2 separate regions of the Homo sapiens genome follow, and region 2 is linked to region 1. A link is an interaction called in ENCODE POLR2A ChIA-PET data of the cell type or tissue named here. Cell type or tissue: K562. All regions are shown on one strand.

Evidence for each region. Peaks named below come from ENCODE experiments on the same cell type or tissue, not always from the same donor. Only the 100,000 strongest peaks of a DNase experiment are listed, where the experiment ranks them.
Region 2: POLR2A ChIA-PET joins it to region 1 with 5 read pairs; 8 of 35 experiments call an interaction of 5 or more read pairs at or near these places.

What each region holds. Positions count from the first base shown.
Region 1 is chr9:71,646,223-71,648,722 of GRCh38, reverse strand. No RefSeq gene overlaps it. Among named protein-coding and RNA genes, the nearest start is that of CEMIP2, 120 kb to the left of the region's middle. In K562, no CTCF peak of the experiment used is centred here; a DNase peak (open chromatin) is centred at 1,362.
Region 2 is chr9:71,763,709-71,766,208 of GRCh38, reverse strand. The region is part of intron 1 of CEMIP2 (cell migration inducing hyaluronidase 2); the gene reads left to right. Among named protein-coding and RNA genes, the nearest start is that of CEMIP2, 3.6 kb to the left of the region's middle. In K562, no CTCF peak of the experiment used is centred here; no DNase peak of the experiment used is centred here.

The DNA of each region.
Region 1 (2,500 bases):
GAATTCTTGTATCTAGCACTTAACACACCACACATTTATCACCAGTTGATCTGTCTGTAGTTTCTGCTTAGTCTCAGAAGTCCTTGAAGCTAGGGACTGTGTTTTTGTTCTCTGTGGGCTTATCTCCTAGAGTAGTGCCTGACACAAAGGCATAAGAAATGTACTCAACAAATGTGTGTGGAATGAATAAATGAATCCAGGCTTTCCTAAGCACCCATGGCCATCAACCCAACACTGATTCCTTTTTCCATCTGCATTGCAAAAATCAAGAAAAAGGGAAATAATAGAAAAAAGATAAAAAGATTTCTCAATCAAATGATAAATAAATGTCTGGAGAACAAGCAAATCTTGTATGAGGTTTTCAAAACAGTCTAGACTGACATCTAGAGCAAAACCATACAGAAAAATTCCTATTCGGCAAAATGGCATAAAAGATTATGAAAGAGCTTTTGGATAAGTTAAAAAATAGCAACTCAGTGAAAGAAATCCTGAATAGTGAGTTTGAAATTTATTAAAGGATACACGTTTTAAAATAGTCATAGGGGAAGCTTCTCAAAGACTGGAAAGATATCCTTAGGCAGATCTACTTAATGATGATAATAATTGTTGGCCAGGAGCTGTGGCTCACGCCTGCACTCCCAGCACTTTGGGAGGCTGAGGTGGGAGGATCACTGAGTCCAGAAGTTCAAGACCAGCCTGGGTAACATAGTGAGACCCCATCTCTACTAGAAAAAAAAAAATAGCCAGGTGTGGTGGTGCATGCCTGTGGTCCCAGCTATTTGGGAGGCTGAAGTGCGTGGATTGCTTGAGCCTGGGAAGTCAAGGCTGCAGAGAGCCCTGATAGTGCCACTGCACTCCAGCCTGAGTGACACAGCCAGACCCTGTCTCAAGAAAAGGTTATTATTGTTATTTTAGCTAACATATATGAGGATATTCTATGTACCAGGCATTATCCTCAGCATTTTGCATGCATTATCTCAACTAATCTTTACATAACACTATGAAGTATGCCTAACTATTTATGCCTAGGTTGCTGATGAAGAAACTAAGATCTTTGTATCCAGTTCAGCTGGATCAAAACCCAGTGCTTTCTGCCTTCCAATCAGGAGGTTTTTCCTTGGCTATAGAGCTCGACTTTCCAGGCAATGCACAGGCAGGGATGTGTGCTCCAGGGGCCACTCCAGTTCTCAGACAAGCTGCAGACACAGTCAAGGAACAGTTGGCAAGATCATGTATAATAGTGGACCAGAGGCGATGGAAGGAGCTCAACATTTTCACTTAATCCCACTTCTCGCTTTCCTGTGTGGTTTGTGGGTGTGAGTGCTGAAAATGAGCTTCCTCTGCAGGAGGAGGAAGTGGCGGGGCTCGGAGCCAGAATGACTCATCAAAACTCCCTAAGGAAGTCAGGACAACAGCGGGAAACTGAGCTTTCAACATCGGACATTCAGGTGGCTTCAACTGGACATGTATGCATGTGAGAAAGAGGGAGGGAATGAGAGGGGATGCAGTTTAACAAATGAATTATATGGGGAGTGAGTGCAGGAACCTGTCTTCATTTATTCTGAAGCTCCTCAGAATCTCAAGTTCACAGCTCAGCTCATGATAGACCTCTCCCCCTCTATCATGTATGTGCTTGATGAATTAGGAAGATTTTATGAACCAAACATTATGGGATCTAACCATCATACATTTCTATCATATTATTGATCCTTTTATAAAAATGAAAATATGGAGACTAAGAACAGTTATATAACTTGTTCAAGGCCACTCTGAAAATGAGAACTGGAGCTTAGGTCCCAGAGTAGCAGCCCCAATGGGGCACAGACTGAAGGGCTTGGCTTTTGCTGTCTTGTATTGACTTACAAGAGCCCACTGTTAAATATTTAGGAGTTTTCTTTTTTTTTTTTTTTTAATATTTAGGAGTTTTCAAGCCAGTTATTAAATCGTTAGTAGCTTGAAATCAGCATGGCATAAGTATTTATACTACAGAAATTTGTAAATGCTAGAGATGAGGACTCCCTTCCCCCCGACCCCTGCCCACCACCTGGAGACAGATTAGTGTGTCTAACCTGTCATTGTTCCCATGACTATCCCATAAAATAAAGTTTTTATTAAGTGTGACATCACAATCCACTTAGGAGCAGTTTTATTTAGAGCTTCACAGCATCCAACTAAAGCAACAACTTGTCATTTATAGGGCTAGATCCCTATAAATGATAGTTCCAGGGAGTAAGGAAGGTAAAGCTAGTAAGACAAACCAAAAGAGATGTTGCTTTCCTTGTATTTTATTTCTGTTGCAATGCTTTGAAACTTTCTTGTTTATTTACATATTTAAGATCTGTCTCCACAAGAAGGCAGAGGGAGAGATTTCATTTTTGGTGCTTCCCAGTTAGTCGTGTGAAAGAGAATCACAAAAATCTGCCTCTCAACAACAAATATAATCAAAACCAACAGTAAGCTCACCAGCTGCAGTCAAATGAGGAGAAGTTTCCAATTTCAC
Region 2 (2,500 bases), 120 kb before region 1:
TAATCCCAGCTACTCGGGAGGCTGAGGAAGGAGAATCGCTTGCACCTGGGAGGTGGAGGTTGCAGTGAGCCGAGATCGTGCCACTACACTCCAACCTAGGTGATGGGAACGAGACTCCATCTGAAAAAAAAAAAAAGAAAAAAAAGAAGAAACAATAATCACTACCAAATTCATGGTCTTAGACTCACATGGAGTGCTGTATGTAAATGTGTGCATTGTGATGTGTGCTCTAAAATATGTATGAGCATTGCATCATTCACCCACCCACCATCCATTCAGCTAGCACTTATTAATCACCTATTGTGGTCCAGACCCTCTGGAAGCAATTGCAACACCTGCTTTGTGGAGCATTCATGTTGGTAAAGAGAAGGAGTTGAAGTGGTTGCAACCCGGGAGGCCACAGGGATTGAAGATACCTGTGTCACTTGCAACTAGAGAGATGACAATCTCTGCTATTGAAGAAATGAGCCTAGCCCCGGACATAAGGAAATGAACAATTAGAAGGTCCAATAAGTGCATGTCTGGGAGAATTACGCACAGAACGCTCTAAGAAGCCAGAGAAGGAACAGTTGGGGGTGGGGGAGCAATTTTGTGAGAAATAAAATTTGTTAAATCAGACAAAATAGTAGGGACTGAAAACTAGTGTCAGAAGTACTATCTTAAAATGGTGAAGATTGGAGGACTTGAAGTCAGACTTGGATTTAAAACAAGGCTTGGCACTTGCTAAACATTTGCTGTGGGCAAATCCCCTAATCCTTCTCACGTTGTTTCTTCACCTGAAAAAGGAGTTTTAAAATGCTTTATGGGAATGTTTTGGGGATTCAATTTGAGTAAGTTTGCTATGTATTAATATATGATAAAGTACTGTACAGGCTAATGCTGTCTGGTATCAAAAGGTACTTTCAAAAGTTTTTTAAAGCTATAAATAGATATAAATCATAGCTTAATCAGGTCTCAGCTACAGATTTTCATTTTATTGGCCCTTTCCAGAATGATCTGAATCCCATCTTGAGAGCAAGTCTTTAGACTTTTAAGCTAGTTACTGTCATATGGTATTGCTCTCTTGTCCAGGCTTCTTCCCATCCCAGCCACAGGAAATCTTTTCATTTCTCTTGGATTGTGAGCATTAGTGAGAAGAATGGGCTGTCTAGTACAGTACATCAATTGAAAAGGTCTTGTCTGGTTTTGTACGGTAACATCCATTCTCCCCTCTGCCTCCCAAGCCAAGCTAGCCCTTCTGTTTTCCTCTCTCTCAATATGATGAATATGGAAAAGGAAAAAAAAAAAAAGGAAGAAAAGCTATGCATCTGCCTTTTTGAGAGTATGAAAATCCCCATTACTAGTTTTCTCCATTTGTAAAGAGGTATAATTTTCATCTAGATTGTTAAAGTCTATTCTCTCAATAGCAGCAGCTGCTGTCTAGGCGAATCTGTTAGCAATACTCGCTTTAGTTCTCCACTTGAAATGGACTTAAGCCCATCTGACATTTTAATAAATTGCCTTTGATAGAAATCCAAACTCAGATATTTAAAACTATCAAGTGAACTGTGCCCTTTTGCCAGGGGTGCGGTGGGGAGGGGGGTAATGAATGTAAATCAGTTTTCTAGACACTGCTACATATGCTGAATCTTAGCATGTCGCTTGAAGGGACCTCAAAGATAATATTAAAACAAGGAAGTTGGGACCCAGAGAGGCTAAATAATTAGGTAAGGTCATATAGTAAATTAATAGCCAAGCAGGGACAAGAACTCCTTTGTCCCTGTTTCCAGTCAGCACTTTTTTTTTTTTCTTTCTCAGATATATTCTTATTTTATTCCTGTTTGGCTTTGTTAGCAATTTAATTAGTTTAATGATCAGATAATTTGTATTTGGGCTTTGAAAGTCACTGCTTTCAGGTTTAAGGCAGACACTATGTATATTTTTTCATTGCCTACTACTTACACATGATGGTGGGGTGATGTTACTTGTAACAAATTTCTGGGAAATAAGGAACTAAGTGTAAAAATAGCATTAGCTTTACTTGTATTTTCTATAAACAGGATGGAAATTTAAAGTACTGTAGATGTGCACATTTTTTAGAAGAAGCAAGTTCCTGGAAACCCTGTTCAGATTTGGCTTGTGAATCATAGAATAAAAGCATACTAGAATATGTTTGCATGTTCTTTTTTTTCTTCTTCAAAACTTATGGCTGTAGGTCATGTTTGCTTGTTCTTTTGTTTTCCTGGTACTTGCTTTGGGAAGCCTTTAATATTGGTTGTCAGGAACTATGTTCAGCAACTATTTTATTGCATTCCTAGGATGTGCAAGGCACTGTACTGGTTGCTGTGAGCAATACAGAGATAAATTAAGCATAGGGTTTTTATTAAAATGTCTTTAAAAAAAGTGAAAGACTCATAAACTGTATGTCTTAAAACACAGAATTGCTATCTCCCAACAAATCAGTCCTTTGATCTATAAGGCAAATCTGCTTTGAAATTGTTAATATTAGGGTAACCTAGTA